Linked DNA regions of Homo sapiens: region 1 is linked to region 2. A link is a loop called in an ENCODE intact Hi-C map of the cell type or tissue named here. Cell type or tissue: dorsolateral prefrontal cortex. All regions are shown on one strand. Each heading gives the region's core, and the rest is flanking DNA. Links, peaks and the distances in the headings are about the cores only. Region 1 overlaps TRAPPC12 (trafficking protein particle complex subunit 12). Region 2 overlaps TRAPPC12 (trafficking protein particle complex subunit 12).

Evidence for each region. Peaks named below come from ENCODE experiments on the same cell type or tissue, not always from the same donor. Only the 100,000 strongest peaks of a DNase experiment are listed, where the experiment ranks them.
Region 1: it touches region 2 in a loop (2.0-fold over the local background); 3 of 110 quality-filtered maps call a loop at or near these places.

What each region holds. Positions count from the first base shown.
Region 1 is chr2:3,395,196-3,403,819 of GRCh38, reverse strand. TRAPPC12 (trafficking protein particle complex subunit 12) reads right to left here. Exons shown (of 12, transcript NM_016030.6): 3 at 1,927-2,043. Among named protein-coding and RNA genes, the nearest start is that of TRAPPC12, 20 kb to the right of the region's middle. RefSeq lists enhancers at 1,999-2,922, 2,923-3,848, 3,849-4,774. In dorsolateral prefrontal cortex, for the core only: no CTCF peak of the experiment used is centred there; a DNase peak (open chromatin) is centred at 3,699; H3K4me3 peaks cover 1,446 bases; H3K27ac peaks cover 3,335 bases.
Region 2 is chr2:3,458,073-3,466,696 of GRCh38, reverse strand. It overlaps TRAPPC12 (trafficking protein particle complex subunit 12), which reads right to left. Exons shown (of 12, transcript NM_016030.6): 8 at 6,361-6,434; 9 at 1,002-1,100. Among named protein-coding and RNA genes, the nearest start is that of TRAPPC12-AS1, 21 kb to the left of the region's middle. RefSeq lists enhancers at 5,142-6,009, 6,362-6,875. In dorsolateral prefrontal cortex, for the core only: a CTCF peak has its summit at 4,268 (motif pointing right); DNase peaks (open chromatin) are centred at 5,316 and 5,575; H3K27ac peaks cover 5,539 bases.

The DNA.
Region 1 (8,624 bases), core at 470-8,469, 63 kb after region 2:
CAAAAAAGGAACTGGGATTATTTTCTTCTGAACTTCACTGTAGTCTTCTTGCAAGTAAGTGATTTACATATTACTGTTTTCACACAAAAGACAGTTGCCTCTGAGCTGGGACTGAGCCACGCGCTACTCCAAAATAAACTTTAAAACATTCTCATTTTCTGTTTTAGTTCACAGGCTAACCTTCACCTGTCATTTCAATGGGCTGCAAAGTTTAATCCTCCAGAAATTTCTAAACTTCTCAACTATTATATCTTTAGGAACTAAAGTTTGCTTAAAATAGGTGAAATCTGGTCGGGTGCGGTGGCTCACGCCTATAATCCCAGCACTCTGGGAGGGTGAGGCAGGCGGATCACCTGAGGTCAGGAGTTCAAGACCAGCCTGGCCATGGTGAAACCCTGTCTCTACTAAAAATACAAAAAATTAGCCGGGTGTGGTGGTGCACGCCTGTAATCCCAGCTACTCGGGAAGCTGAGGCAGGAGAATCACTTGAACCCGGGAGGTGGAGGTTGCAGTGAGCTGAGATCACGCCATTGCACTCCAGCCTGGGCAACAAGAGTGAAACTCCATCTCAAAAAAAAAAAAAAAAAAATTGGTGAAATCTGAAGCCCGGTGCAGAAGAATTAGTAACAATTGAGAAAAACAAGATGGGGAACTATTAGAAAAATAAGTAAATTAGGAAATTCCATTCTCTTTTTTGAAAGTTGAAAGGTGAATACATGTCCTCCAGATTGTTCACCCAAATGGAGAGTGTCTGGACCATGTGCCGCTGAAATACAGTCAGGATAAGGGCGCATTTCAACATGAGTTTCAGACAGCCGGTGGGACTTATTCCCAAAATCAAGGACCTCACTCTCCAAACCCCTTCAAGAAAGTGTGCCCACTAACTTGACTGCATGCAGGCATGGGAGCATGGCTTTGCTAAGTCCACTCTAGGCAACCGTGTGGATGAGCTAGCAGAGCAATTCCACAGCCCCCTAAGGAGACAACACTGGGGAGCTGAGATTCGGTGTGAGATGGGGCTCTCATTTCAGAGTACTTACCCCATGGCTACCATAGGATTCCTGAAGGAAACATACGCGACAAACTTCCAATATCTTCTCCTTAATCTAGAAAAGCTACCCAACGCAATTACAGCTGTCTTTAAGATTATAAATTCATTGGAAACAAATCAACCTGTACAGCAATGGTGATCCAGTACTAATGTTTTTTTATTTTTATTTTTTTGAGACGGAGTCTCGCTCTGTAGCCGAGGCTGGAGTGGCAGTGGTGTGATCTCGGCTCACTGCAACCTCCACCTCCCGGGTCCCAGTTCAAGCGATTCTCCTGCCTCAGCCTCCTGAGTATCTGGGATTACAGGAACGCACCACCATGCCCAGCTAATTTTTGTATTTTTAGTAGAGATGGGGTTCACCATGTTGGCCAGGCTGGTCTTGAACTCCTGACCTTGTGATCTGCCCGCCTTGGCCTCCCAAAGTGCTGGGATTACAGGTGTGAGCCACTGCGCCCAGCCATGAATTTTAAAAACCTACTTATAGAATTCATGACAAAGCTTAAAAATGTTCAGAAATTCACCCATTCAATAATAAACTTTCTACACAAAATGCAGAAAATGCAATATATTTAAAAAATGAACACAAATCATTTATCTCTATTATATATGATGAAGCAAACTCAATCAAAGTATGCACTGCTTTGAGTAATTTGATCATTTCCAATAATGGCTTTTTAACTAATTAGGCTTAAAAGTATCCATGTATTAATATGATGCTTTTTGGTGCACAGGACTGGCATCTACTCCAACAAAATTCTACTTATGTGCAAGAGCTTTGAATAATATTCAAAATAATTGACTTCTAGAGAAAATATTATGAAGGCAGGCAGGACTTATCACAAAACAACACTGAAATCAAACACATTGTCACTTACGATTAGCTGTTTCAATCCAACAAAAGATTGTTCCACTGAGTCGGCATTTAGGACTTGTCTCTTTGCTGCAGCTTTTTCACCCAGAAAGCGAAGCATCAAGTCTTTAACTGCATCTCCCTGGGAAGAATAGAAGAAAAATATGTCAAGACAATAAAATGTCAACTAAACTCAGCTAACCAGAACCCATAACTAAACACAATTTCTTTTTTCTCCACTGGCTTGTGGAGGTAAAAGTAACGGTTATAGTATCGTAAAACTTCAATTAACCAGAAGCTAAATTAGCACAATCGTTAATAAAATGCATAATTTTAGAATTGCTCTTTATTCTTTTTATTTTAAAAATTATATCTTTATTCACCACTGATCAGAAAGCATGTTCTTTATTCTGAAGAGGAAACGGTAAGTCCTACCGCCTACTACCAGGCTTGTAGTGAGAGGCAAAGCCAAGCCAGCAGAGAGGCCTCAGGTGAGGGGCCTAGGGAGGCCCAGGAGCATGAAGGTGACACTGCTGGGGACCAGGGGCTGCACCCACAGTGGCCAGCCTCGCGCTGGTGCAGGCAGGCCTGAATAGTCTTCCCAAATCTCATCAATGCCTCCATGCTTGCCTGGACCTCCAGGAAAGCCTGGAGGGCTAGGGCTAAAGAAGTTAAATTACCAATGGCCCTCTCTTCAGTGCTGAGGTCACCAGCCAAGCCAAAGGAAAACTGAGACCCCCTTTCACAGCAGGTCCTCGGTAGCCTCGCTGAGCCAGGCCTTGCTCCAGGAGCTGCTGGGCGCACTTCATGCTGCAAGCCAGGGAAGAATCCAGTTGCCTCTGCACGGGACCGTTTCTACTCCTGACCTGACTCCTCTGATTAGAACGATCTTTAGACGGTGCTGAAGAACACTGGACGTGGAATCTGAAGCATGCCACTTGCTTTAAAGGGAAGACACAGAAGGGCAAGGGGAGGGAGAACAGGTGCTTTTGTGTGGCCTGGGGACAGAAGAGATGTGCCAATGACCTGCCCTGAGCAGGGAGCAATCTCACAGCTAGTGTCAAGCCCAGATGCTGGGCGAGCCAGCCTTCATGACCCTCGGGAGTCGGCACAGTTCAGGGGCCCCAGGGAAGGGCCTGAAGTTACCAAGTCTGTTGTATGGGGACAAACTAGTCATCCCAACAGTGCAGAGAAAACTGTCACAGTCCACAGGCCTCAGTGCTGTTTCGGTGGCTGCACCGCAGGCCGAGGGAGAGTCCAGGGTAAGTAAAGGCTGCTCACAGGACACGATGCTCTCCACGGGCGGCAGGAGACGCCTCTCACACACAGCTGGGACCAGGACACAGCCCTGGACCATCTCTCTCCTTTCTGGGGGTGCTGCTGACTGAGGAAAGGCACCTGGGAAGGGGCAGCAGCACTGAGGTCCCTGAAACACCTGAGGCAGGGGCAGCTGGGGGGATAGAGCAGCCCAGGGGGAAAGGGAAGCAGCGCTGAGGTCCCTGAAACGCCAGAGACAGTGAGTATCCTGGGAGGAGGAAGCAGTGGCTCTGAGGTCCCTGAAACGCCAGAGACAGTGAGTATCCTGGGAGGAGGAAGCAGTGGCTCTGAGGTCCCTGAAACGCCAGAGACAGTGAGCATCCTGGGAGGAGGAAGCAGTGGCTCTGAGGTCCCTGAAATGCCAGAGACAGTGAGCATCCTGGGAGGAGGAAGCAGTGGCTCTGAGGTCCCTGAAATGCCTGGAGACAGCAAGCAGCCGGAGCTGGCTGGATCTTCCCTGACACGTGCTCTGGGCGTCTGGCCCGCAGCAGCTGCTGACAGGGACACAGCACAAAGTCCCTGCAGTCTCTCGGGTGAGCAGAAGAAAGACTCAAACTAGGACAACCCCAAGATGGGGGGTGGAGAAAGCCAAGATCTCTCCATCTCAGCACAAAGCTGCCTCCCAGCCACAGAGAAGCTGATGCTCATGCTGCAGGCGGGCCACTGGGAGCACGCAGTGACTGAGGGTGCAGAGAAGCCTGCGTGCCCCCTGCCTGGACTTCACCGCTGGCTCAGATCTCTTCCTATTGTTCTCCTACCCTTTTTTTTTTGGCGGCGGGGCGGTGGCGGGGGGAGCGGGGGAAAGAAAAGCATAGAAGTTGTTTCTCCTAAGAAGCAAGGTTATTTCAATCTTTTGCTATCTTTCAAAATAGTGACACTTAAAAGAAGAACAGAATCTAGACCATGAGAGCAAGAGAATCAGAAAAGCTGCTGACATTGCTTCTCTGCTCTGCTGCCTCCCTTCTACCAGGAGAGATCAACAGCCTGCGGCAGAAGGGGCTGGGTGGCTCCAGGTCATAGGTCTGTCTCTTCCCTGGGTGCTAAACCTGGTGCTCGCAGAGGCCAGCCTCACGTTTTCTCACATTGAGGAAAAGACCTAGGGGCAGCAGTTGTATAATTTCTGCTTTCAGAGCATAAGGTGAAGTACTTCAAATACCAGATCCACAAAATCAGCTAACTGATCTAGCAGCAATAATTAAAAGGCAAAATAAAAGAGTTCAGACACAGGGCCCCATAAAGCTCTGCAAAAATGCAACTCGTCTCAGACAAAGAGCATCTCAGCCAGGGGGGCAGCGAGCTGGGTAAAGAGCAAAATCAAATTGTAATGCCAGGGACGGAGGGCCAATTCAACTCCTCCATCCCCACAACATTATCAATGAGACCATGCTGTGAAAATCTCTTGTCCTTAAAATTCTCTGTTAGTTAATATTTTAGCTACCACAGCAAGTTCCTGAGATACTAGCATATGCATGACTATCAAATATCCCACCAACAGAGGGCCAAGGATGTGACAAGCGTCTTAGGACAAACCTCGCCCTTGCTGTGTGGCTAACTGAAGGTGGTGACAGCGCAGGGAGGTGGAGACGCTTGTACTGCATCTCCTCTAGCCGTTACTGTGCAGGGGAGGTGGGAGGGGGAGGGAACTTCCCCCAGGGCTTTCTAGAGAGCTGTGCTACTACACCTGGGATGGAATCCAGCTAGAACCAATGATTCCTTCAGACCAGCAAGCCATTCAGTGAGGGTCTACTTTATCCAGGGCAAGGTTCAGGGAACACGAAGGAAACACATGAATATATCACAATCTGGGACTCATCGTGATGTCGCCACCCCATTCTCCTGGTCAGGTGCATTTATGGAGGAGCAAGTGGCTGTTCTCACGGCTGACAGGCGGTTAGGGCCTGGCTGCCTTTCCTGCAATGGGGGAATAGTCTCAGTAGTCCCTTCTTGATTTTGATGGTGAAAGACAAAACAGAAGCCAGAGCAGTGGACTGAAAGCGTATGGGCCTTACTGTCTGGGAAGCCCAAAGACACAAATGCTCACGGGGTAGCGCTGCTGAAAGGCAGCAGCCCCTGCACCTGGCACAGAACACGCTGAGCTTTCTGCCACATCGCCAATGCAGAAAGGTGCCTGTTTATCCTGGCAGGGTCTATCCTCTGATCCAGTGTTTGCTTACTCCAGGGAAAAATGAGACCACCTGAACAAAAAAACCACAACAATTAAAACCCAAACCCAAACTCAAGGATGTGGAGCAACTGGAACCCTCACACACCACATCATTGGTGGGGAGTCAACATGGAATAGCCATTTTAGAAAACTGTCTGGCGGGGCCTCAAAATGTTGAACAGAGTTACCACAGAATCCAGCAAGTCCACACCTAGCTATACATCCCAGATCACTGAGAACACATAGACACAAACGCCTGTGTGTGAATGTTCACAGTAGCATTACTCACAACAGCCAAAAGGTAGAAACAGCCCAAATGTCCACCAACTGATGAATGAATAAAAAGCAGCAGTAATTTGCTTCTGTCCATTTCAGGGTAACTGGGACTGGACTGTCTTGATGTGAACAACTGCAACATTGCTCAGAAGAAATCTAACAACTGTCTTCAGACACAGCAAAGGACTGTGACCCAACAGAAGGAAAACATGAGTTGAACTCTTGAACCCAATGGCACTTTTTGGACCACATTGCAGGAGGAGAATCCCAAGCAGGGTTTGGGACATCAAGGAGGTTAAGGCGGGTGGGCTGATGAGCTTGAGACTGTACTCAAATATGCTTTCCCAACATTCTTATTTTGCTAAATTATTAACAACAATGGGAGACAGAGAAAGTGTGAGAGTGTATGTGTCAGAAAGAATATACATTATCTCTATATAATAAGTTCCACCTACATAATCCTTTGTGGTTTATTCTAAAAACCCAGCTACAATTTATAACATAATTTACTAGAAAATGGTTTTGGAACATACTTACAAACTGGATAATTCTTATATCCAGAGATCTAGAAAGGAGGGAGCTAAGCAGAGAAAGGGTTTGTGTGGGAGCCCTTGAGTTTACTGCTGACACTCAGCTGTATGTGCAGAGAGTGCAGCTCTGAAGGCAGGAAAGGATGAGGTGCTGTGAGCTGACAAGCCCAGAGCTCACACAGGGCTGTGGGGTGTTGAGTGTGGGTCTGCCATGGACAGAGTCCTGTGAGCTGGCAAGCCCAGAGCTCACACAGGGCTGAAGGGTGCTGACTGTGGGTCTGCCATGTTTAGTGCTCTCACTGAACAGAAGGGGAATTCAGTACAGACTTCAGAAAGGTCACCCAAAAGTAGAAGCTACTGCTCTAAAGTCATTCTAAAAAGTCTAAAAACAAACATGAAACTAAATCTGTAAATAAGTTACTTGCTTGTCAGAATAAAGGGCAAGTCTTTTCAAAGGAAGATGAAAAAGCTAGACACACAACCTGAAATCCACAATGTCCACCTTCTAATAAAAAATTACTAGACATGTAAAACATGTGTCCCGTAACTAAGAGAAAAAGTACATAAAAATAGATGCAGATATTACATAGATAATGGAACTTTCAGATAAGAACTTTTCTTTTCTTTTCTTTCTTTCCTTTTTTTTTCTTTAAAGAGGCCTATGTTGCCCAGACTGGCCTCACACTCCTGGGCTCCAGTGATTCTCCTGCCTCAGCCTCCTGAGTAGCTGTGACTATGGGCACATGCCACCACACCCAGCTCAGAAGACAACTTTAAGGTGCCTCTTATAAATGTTCTCAAGAGTTTAAAGTAAAGCTTGAAAATGATAAAAGAAAAATGATACGAAAAAGAACCAAATAAAAATTCCAGAGGTAAAAAACATGGAAAAGTCACTGAATAGGATTAGCTGCAAACTAAAAAGTCTGAAGAAAAGATAAGTGAACTTAAGGACAGCAGTAGAAATTCTAAACTTAACCACAGAGAGAAAGACTGCAAAATAAAAACACAAAAACAGATCCTCAGTAGCTTCTGTGGCAATATGAAGCAGTAGGTATACCTGGAGTTTCCAGAAGTAGGAGAGAGAAAAAACACAGAAAATACCTGAAGAAATAATGACCCCAAATTTCCCCAAATTGACAAAAATGATAAAGTCTCAGATCCAAAACAGCCAATGAATGCCGAGCAAAATAAACATAAATCCCATGTGAAAGTACATCAGAACCAAACTGCTGAAAAACCAGGGATAAATCATAAAAGCACCCAGAGGAAAAATATACAATTAGGTACAGAGGAGCGAGGATAAGAATTACTACAGACTTCTCATCAGAAACTATGCAAGTCAAAAGACAGTGGGATGGCATCTTACAAGGTCTAAAAAGAAAAAAAAAAAAACCTGTCAACCTAGAATTCTACATACTGTAAATATGTTGTATATTTGGCAAAAATAAACTTTAATAACGAAGATGAGGCTGGGCATGGTGGCTCATGCCTGTAATCCCAGCACTTTGGGAGGCCAAGGTGGGCAGATCACTTGAGGTCATGAGTTCAAGACCAGCCTGGCCAATGTGGTGAAGCCCTGTCTCTACTAAAAATACAAGAACTAGCCAGGCGTGGTGGCTCACTCCTGTCATTCCAGCACTTTGGGAAGCTGAGGTGAGCAGATCACTTGATGTCAGGAGATTGAGACCAGCCTGACCAACATGGCAAAACCACGTGTCTACTAAAATTACAAAAATTAGCTGGGTGTCGTGGCACATGCCTATAATCCCAGCTACTCAGGAGGCTGAGGCAGGGGAATTGCTTGAGCCTGGGAGGTGGAGGTTGGAGTGAGCTGAGATTGTGCCACTGCACTCCAGCCTGAGTGACAGAGTGAGACTGTGTCTCAAGAAAAAAAAAAAAAAATTAGCTGGGCGTGGTGGTGCGTGCCTGTAGTCCCAGCTACTCTGGAGGGTGAGGCATGAGAATCACTTAAACCTGGGAGGCGGAGGTTGCAGTGAGCTGTGATTGTGAAACTGTACTCCAGCCTGGGCGACAGAGCAAGATTCTGTCTCAAAAAAAAAAAAAAAAAAAAGTAATAATTTTGAAACTAATAAAAGCTGCGAGAATCTGTAGCTAGTATACCTGCACCCCAAAATTAAAATTTCTGCCCTTCAAAAGACACCTAAGAAATTGCAAAAACAAGACATAGAATAGTAAAAAAAAAAAAAATTGCAACACATCTATTGTGTATGATAGCTCATTTCCAACCAGGATATTTACAGAATTCTTAAAACACAGTAACAATAAGACAAACATCCGAAGTTTGAAAGATGGAGAAAACGTTTGAAGAGATGCTCTATAAAGATATACAAACCGTCTACATATCAAAGGATTAATACATGAGATCCTTTGTATCAAGTAGTCTATATAACCTCAGTCATCAGAGAAATGCAAAAA
Region 2 (8,624 bases), core at 151-8,150:
AACACTATCTGGTGTCCCATGTGGACTTCCACAAGCAGGCGGCGTGCAGGAGATGGTGTGTGCACGTGTGCCTACGTGTGTCAGTGCATGTGTGAGCAACTGTGTGGAGGGGGAGAGGACCAGCTGTTAGCTGAGAGTGCAGGCCCTGAGTTCACAGAGGCCCTGTTCAAATTCTAGCTTCCCCATTATCTATGTGGCCTCCTGTAGCTGGATATCACTTAACCAGGAGACCTCAGTTTGCTGATCTGTAAAACAAGCCAGTCACACCGTGAGGTGAAATGCTCAGCGCAGGGCCTGGCTCACCGTGAGTGGGTGCCTGTGGAAGGTCTGTGCTGCTTCTCCCCGCTCAGCCATCCCTTGCTCGTGCCTCCTTTCCCTGGCCCAGGTTTGGGACGTGACCTAAGACTGAGGGTGAGAGGGGCAGAAGCTGCCCTGTGCTCCGCCTGCAAGGGTGGGATTGACAGGGATGTGGGCGGGACTCATCACTCCCTGTGACCTCCCTGTCACCAAATATTCCAGGAAAATGCATTCCAGCTTCAAGGACATTCTTAGCAAAGGGGGTCCTGCCGAGCTTTGTGCATTACTGAGACCACTGTTCAGTCTGGACTTTGTCTGTCCAGCAAACATGATTCAAGGGTTATTTCAGGCAAAATATCAGCGAGTGACTATTACGGGATAAGCTGAACTGAGATTCCTCACGGTTTAGTCAGTGCTTTCGTAACTGCAGCAGGACAATGTCTAGAGTAACTCATTTCAGTGTGGCTGTGATGACACTTTCTGTGGGTTCACATTTAGCAACAGGCACAAAAGCCAGCAGGGCCTCCCACAGTCAAACCAGAACTCCTGGAAAGAACCCACCCTTTTCATGGTCACATACATTTGAATTGGAATATTTTCTGCAGTCTTTCTTATATTAAAATGATTAAAAGCAAACAGTCGCCCATCTGAGCAAAGAACTATCATAAGGCCTTTCTGGCTCATGTCTGACCGTGCACAGGTACCTGCAGGGAAATCCGGCCGATGCCGCTGAGCAGCTGGGGCTCTTGCTCTGGGTAATACTTGATAACCGAATGATACGCCTCCACGGCCAGCACATAATCCTGTGGGAAGAAAAACCCAACGTACTTTAGAGCTGAGAACAGCACTGTGGGTTTCACACGTGTAGAAGAGCACAAGTGTATACAGACGCGGTGTAGAGAGAGGACACGCTGACGCAGGAGCTGGCGGGGAAGCTGGAAACCAGCACGCGGTGCTCGGCTGCCAGGGGGCGGCTGCTCTCCCGACTGCAGTCGGGCCGGGATTCTGAGCTGTGCGCATCGCAACGGCGGGGTCCTGCCTGTCACCGGGGGCTGTCGCGGTTTAGTTGGGCCTGAGGGTCTGTTTCCTGCTTCCATCTTCTAAACAGCGATTCATATTTCACTTGGACTGCACCTAACTCTCTTTCCTGACAAAGTTATCATGTGAGTTGGCGAACGCTGTCTCATCTCCATCCTCCAAATACATAGGCCAAATTTTTAAAGTGTCTCTTAAACGTTTTCTATGCTAGAAATTAAGGTCAAACCTTTACATGTAAAGAAAAACCACAAAACAAGTTTGCTGAGGCTGAGTATGTGATGGAGGTCGGCCTTGCAGAGTGCGTGAATGTCGTGTGCTCCGTGCGGCACGCATGAGACCTTCCCGTTTTAGAGACAGCTACGGGGGAACATGTAGGAGCGCTGTGCCAGCTGCCGTGCTCAGGGCATCTGGTTTCTGCCAAAGGCCTTTGCTGGATTCCTCATCGCTCTGCCCTGCCTGTGGTGGTCTGGCCCGTGGCCCCTCCTCAAGGGCAAGGCCTGGCAGCACAGTCTCACTGTCCATCTGCCCACTCATGCCGGCCCATCACAGCCACTTGCTGGACGCTGAGCGGACCCAGTCACCCTTTCCAGGTGTGAGCAACGCGGTCTCCGTGCAGGAAGGTCTTGCCAAAGTCACGTGGGACACAGTGGTAGCTTGTCTCAAGTCCCCAGCAAACCCGGGCTCTCTCCAGGATGACAGTGATCGCCGCATTTATTGAGCGAGCTGTGTGCGGCAGGCCCTGCACTAAATGCTCCCCTGCATTCTCGCACTTAGCTATAAGCACGCGGTCAGCAGTAACTATGGCCACCAATGGTGTTTTTCTTCTTACTTACTCATCGTATAATCCCAGAGGTACTTTTATTTCTTTATTCTTCTACATGTTCCATTTCCTCCAAACTGGGACTGGAGTTACTGGCTTGCTAATTGGGATGTTACAAAGAAAGACAGACAAGTACAATTCCAGTTTGGTAGGAAGGAAAAAACAAAAAAAACCCAAAACGACTCTCTCCAGTCTAGTACCTTCGAGTACAGCTCATTAAAACTAATTTTATTCAAGGCCTGACGCCCATGACGAGCCAGACAGCACATGCCTCGGTCTCCTTTCCCACGCCTTCCTGCTGCCTGTCTCTGCTGTCTAGCTGTGCGAGTGCGAGCATGTGTGTGTAAGCGTGTGTGAGCATTGTGTATGAGTGTGAGCGTGTGTGTGAGCATGTGTGTGTGTGGACGTGTGTGTGTGAGCTCCCTCACACAGGGGAGGGCTTTGTGACCTGGCATGGGGGCACTCGGGGCGGCTGAGGTTGCAGCTGGGACGGACATGGCACCCCAGATGCAGCTGTGGGGCCTGCACACCCTGGGCTGGCCCTGATCTGAGAAGTTTAGGGGAGCAGCCCTGCTTTCCAACAGAGGCTGCACTCACCAGCTTGCACCAGCTCGGGGAAAAGTAGCAGCTGCCCCCCTAGGCTTCTCTGGGGAAGGAAGTAGGCTTCCGAGCACCCATCATGCTGGGCAATGTCTGTTCTAATCCCACACATGTCCCACCTTTGGTTTCAAGTAAACAAAAGGCAGGCTTTGACTTTCTTGTTATCAGCCCGGCAGTGTCACTGGGTCATTCCAGTGCCCCACTCACGCCACTGATGCTCCAGGCTGAGGCGGCCACCACAGAGAGCGCAGGGTGGGGGCGTGGTGGGGGCGCAGCACTCACTGCTAGTGGGCGATGCCGTGGCCAGCCGCATCACCCTAACCGCTCTTTCAGTGCTCAGGGCCAGGGGTCAGTGTTTCTGAAGATAATCTAGTATGACAAAAGACAGGTTTTTACGAAACCAAGCCATGCTCTTTGATGGGAAGTTACTTTAGGCATGGCTCTTCCCAAAGAGCACGTGCACAGGCCTGGGAGCCGTGTGAGAGGAAGCTGGATTCCAGGCCGGGGGCAGGCGCGGCAGAGAAGGGATCTCGGGGGCCCCTGCACCCGCCGGCAGCCACTCCCACCAGCTCAGCAACAGTAGCGCTCGCCAGTCCCTCAGGTGTGAACATGACACGTGTCTGTGTGTCCGGGCTGCAGTTGGGGGAAGAATTCTGGGGCACTTCAGGGGGCCCATCGTCAATACAGCAGATGAGGATTTGGGATTGTGTTACAAAGTTTCCTTAGGTTGACGGTTACTTAATGACTTTATTTACTGAAGAGGAAACAGCCCTTCACAGGTAAAATGGCCAAAAGAAGCTCCTCAAGAGAGCTTAACCTACTCTCCAGATCCTGTGGATTTGGCTTTTGTAAAGGACATGAATGACTTACTTCCAGGGACAAGTCTATTTTAGCTCAATCTTCACCATTTCTTTTCAGCAGCCACACGTGTTTACAGGCCGTGAAACTAGATTTACAACCATTCTGCAACCAGCAAGGACTTCTGCAGTCTAATTTCAGCAAGACGGAAGGTAGCTGATGCAGCTGCGTGCTCCTTTCCATCATGTGCGGAGCCACGGCGGGTTCTGATGTGCATACTGGCGAGCTGTGGGGACACCAGGAGGGAAGTGGCCTCCCAGGGGCACCCGGGGGAGGGGGGGCCCAAGCCACCTAAGGTGGCAGGCACCTGCATCCATATGGTCTGCCAGTGCAGGTGCCCTAAGGCTACAGTGAGGCCTAAGGAGAGGAAGAAGTATTTAAAAAGTGAAGATAGTGACATTTTCAATGCTTTATAATACATGCCACTGTGCATTATAGCATATCATGCAGATTTATCCAGGGCTAAAACGTATGAATACATTTCATTGCTAAGAAGTTAAATTGGTATTTATTTCACTGTAATAAAAATGTTATTCAAGATAATTAAATGGCTGATTAAATAACTCATTGTTAGCCCATATACATAATTTAATTAACAGGATACCCCATATTATTAAGATCACACACTGTTGCAATACCCTGTATGCTCACTAGATGGCAAGAGAGTGCATATGCTTGGCTTGGCTTTAATTGCAACATTTTTGCCTCCTTTTTTTAACTCATGAAAATGAAAGCTTAAGCTGAACTTTCAAATTAAATCATGTCCATTGTAAAAGTATTTTTGAAATGCAATAATATGTTCTGTACTGAGTCCCAGCAATACAGGAAGAAGACTCACATTCGGAGCCTGGTGGTGGTGTTACTACCACAGTGCCACAAAGAAAAGCCCATTCCGTCGTTTTCTATTAATGTGTCTTAAAATGCAAATGAAAGCCCGCCAGTGGAACAGGGAACTTTCCTCCCTGGGGAGTTTTAGCCCCATGATTAGTGAAACGTCAGTCCTGTGAATTTATAATTGATTCTTCATGTCTTTGCATAAGAATGTTCCGGCAAGCTGGTGACTTTCAGGTGACGCTGACAATGCCCTCAGCAGGTGGAGGCCTACTGCGGACCGCCCAGACCGCCAGGTGGGGGTGTCAGGGCTGGCCACAGGCAGCACAGGGAGAATGGCCTGTTTTGGGAGGCAGAGGGGTCAGGCCGGGTGCTTCGGGGTCACCTGGTTGCTGGCCAAGCCTTGGGTGGTGAAGAGGCCACCAGGGCAGGGGAGCAGGAGGGCCTACTTTTCACTCCCACTCAGAGGTGGGCAAGCCCTGCTGCAGAAGCCAGAGGGGGCTGGAGAAGGGAAGGGGGCGGGTGGGAGGAGGGTGAGGACCAGAACAAAGCACCTGTGCGGGCCACCTGACCTCAGTGGGACTATCTCAGGAGTGGCAGCGGAAGAAAAACCTGCTCTGAGCAAAACCACAGAACTTGAAAACCGTAATTTCCTTTATCCAGTGTGTTGAAGGAGAGGAGAGAGCTGTGTGAATGTCAGAGCTGGGAGGGATTTCAGAGATCTCAGATCTATGCCCTTATTTTAAGGAGGAGGCTGAGGCTTGCAGTAGTGCGAGGCTGCGTCACGGTCGCTTGCTACCGAGGATGAACAGGACGCCGAGTCTCCTTGTGCGTCCAGCCTGACGTAGACGCAGAAGCGCAAAGGCAGCGGCCCCGCACTGGGCACTGGGGCTGCGCTAAAGCCGGGGTGCGGGCTGCACGTCTTCCTGATGGAATGCCTGAGCCACTGATGGCTGTGAATCTATACCCGCACCCAGCCTGCTCGGAGCAGTGCCCGGGGTCACAGTCACCTCTGGGGATGCTGCAGGGTCCGTGCATAAAGCAGGGCTGCCACTTCAGGGTTCATGACAGAGCCCGTGAGCACAGTTCTCCGCTGGTAAATTGCCTGCTCTGCCTTGCTGAAAATCAAGCTCAGGAATGACCTTGGCCCCATGAAAGCCGCATGGGTGTGGGAGTTAAGGTCGCTGTCTTCGAACAGCCCAGGAGGTGTTACGAGCACTGCTCCGGAGCGCCTGCTGCTAGCTGATTCCTGCAGTAGCTCTCAGTACGCACAGCTGGCTGCAGGGACACTAGCTCCACACAGGGCACCCTGATGCCCAGTGTGGGAGGTGAGCCAGGTGTGGGGTGCGTTCCAAACAAAGAGAGGAGCCAAAAAACACCGTTGCACAGGCTGGCGAGAGCCAGGAGACACGGAAAAACAGATGACAGCCTCAGTTCAGCTCCTTGATTTCTAAGCTGTTTCCCTGCGGGCTGAGAGCTCTGGGGTGACGTCCTAAGAAGGTCTTGTGGGGAAGCCTGTCTTCAGGTGTTGTAAGCATCAATCATAAAATCAAAACCATGAGGTGAAAAAAACACCCTCCACGAAGATAGGGAGAACAAAGGACACCTTCTGGGGATGGAGTTCAGAGAAAAATGGGGGAAAATGAACAATACTTTTAATTAAATCATTTAGACCCACATTTCAATAATGAAATCTGATCATCTAAATTCTACATTCTGTTGAAATTTCTTGCAGTAGAAATAAAGTACATATAGCCCCATAATGTGTCACTGGGCTCCCTGTTAAGCCAGTACTTAGCTGGCTTCTCTGCACGGCCGGTCCCTGCCAGCATCTATTATACCAGCGGCTCCCTCGCGGCTCCCACTGACCCCGCTCTTCCAGATCACATGGCAGCCCTGCTTGGCCACCCACGTACCTTCATCAGGAGCAGACAGTTTGCCATGGAGTACATCACCCGGCCCAGACGTGACCTCCACAGCCGGATAGAGGCTACAAGGTAAGAGCAGCCTGTAAGTGCACAAATAAATTCGAGGCTCTTTCTAGCCCTCAATTACTGGGTCCTGTGAATTCTAATTTAACTTTAAAAGATCCCTCTTGTTAACACCACTGGATTTCGGCCTGGAATGCTGAATATGCTGCAGGCTGCACTGAGGCAGAAAATACAGCACTCGCATTGGGACCAGAGGTGGCTTTGGGAAGAGACCCTCGGCATCAGAGAACCAGGAGGGTGGCTGCTCAGCATCAGCCCAGACACAAGGCCAAATGGTCCGACCGGGGGCCCCGTTTCCAAAGCCAGAACCCTGAGAAAAGGAGCAAAGCTGACAGAAACGACGACATTGCCTGCAGCTCGACAAGGCTGGGAGGGCCACTGGCCAGGGTGGCCGCCAGCCTCTCGCAGTTGACCTATGGGAGGCCACCCGGAGGGCCCCACCCATGCCCAGCCATGAGGCCTCCCCTGCCTCCCGACCATGGGCTGGTGCAGACGCCGGTTCCCCCAAGGAGTGCTACACCGTGTTCCAGAACTCAAGTGGCTGGCACATTCCGCTGGGGACTCGGCACTCCCCTGCAGCTGGCTTCCTTCCCTAGCACCTGCTGCCACACGGTGGCTGACCGCGACCCTGAGCCTGGCCCGTCCCTCCCTGCTCTCCCCTGCACATTATTTAGTTAGCAGCCATCCCTCCACTGATTTCAAACCTTCAGGGCCCATCTCTTCTAGTAGTTTCCAAACTGGCTTTGTGGCCTTCTTGGGGTCTGCAAAGGTCCCCTGGGAGCTGCCCTGGGGGGAGGGTGGGCTGACCAATGGTGCCTGTTTATCATTGGGATGACCAGGAGGAAGGCGCAGGTTGAGGACTGAGCTAATCTGAAATGAACATATTATTGACAGGCAGGCTGAGGTCCACAGAGGCCAGGGACGCTTCCATCTGACCCCTTGTCCAGCGCTCCTTGCGCCTGTGCTGTGTCTACTTCCTCGAAGAAAAGTCCACACTTCCAACTGCAAAGTGCCAAGATGCCACCCTGGGCAGCACCAGGCCCTGGGAGTGCTCCTGGCCTCCCTCATCGCTGGGCACTGGGAGCCGTGTGTCCCTGGCTGCCTCTGAGGCTGTGATTTAGGAGGCTGAAGCTGACCCACCGCTGGCACCAAGCGTCCACTGTGAGATAACAATCACCTAGAAATGATGTGCATTTACGGTGTGCTTCAGGAGAACACACAGAAACTTAATTGCTAGAATTAAAAACTTAACTCACTTTGCCTTTCAGCAATGAAAAACACATTAGCTGCTTATGTTCCCCTTATACCATTATTTTTGTGAAAAGAAATTCTGAATATCTTCTCTTAATGGATGTAAAATATGGATTGTCTCAATGAATTGCATATTTATTCTGATGATCTTTGCAGATTCCTTTCCTGCTCTAAATCCTCCCCTACCCTCCTTATAAATGCTCATGGGTGTGACCTTCTGTTAGATTTCCAGGAACAGCCTTCTGCTCTCTGATAACTACATGCTCATTCCCACCAAAGCAGGAGCCCAACCAGGGGTAAAATGACTGGTTGCCAAGAATGCTGAATGGGACATCCATGAGCAGACAGTGCCGTCTCTCCTTCAGACCTTGTTACTCTACCTGCAATTAAATTACTGAAAAGAGAGTGCACAAGTGCACACACATGCACACACCACACCCACACCACATGCCACAGCATGCACACCCAACATCCACACACCACACACATACACACCTCACACACGTTCAGCTCACACCAGCCAGCAGTTCCCCAGAAACCCCAGCACACCTGCGGAAACGGAGACCACCCGATCTTGACTTGGGCTGCACATCGAGTAGGACAGAAGCTGTGGGAAGGAGGAGATGACCAGGCCACCAGGCCTGTGGGGAGATGCTGCCACAAGGAGTGAGGGAGTGAGGCTAGGGTGGGGCTACCTGGGAGGGAGCACTCAGGCCAGGTTTCCAAGCATGATCGGAAGCTTGCTCCTGGCTAACGCACTCCCCGAGCTGCAGCTGGCATGGCCTCACTGTGCAGATCAGCTCATGTCAACCCACCCAGTCCCCCAAGGGGTTTCCAATGCTCCAGGGAACTGCCCAGGTCCCTCAGCCTGCCCCAGGCTCTGGGCCTTCCTCTCCAGCTCCTCCTGAAGCACCCTCCCGAGCCTCTGTCCCCGACGC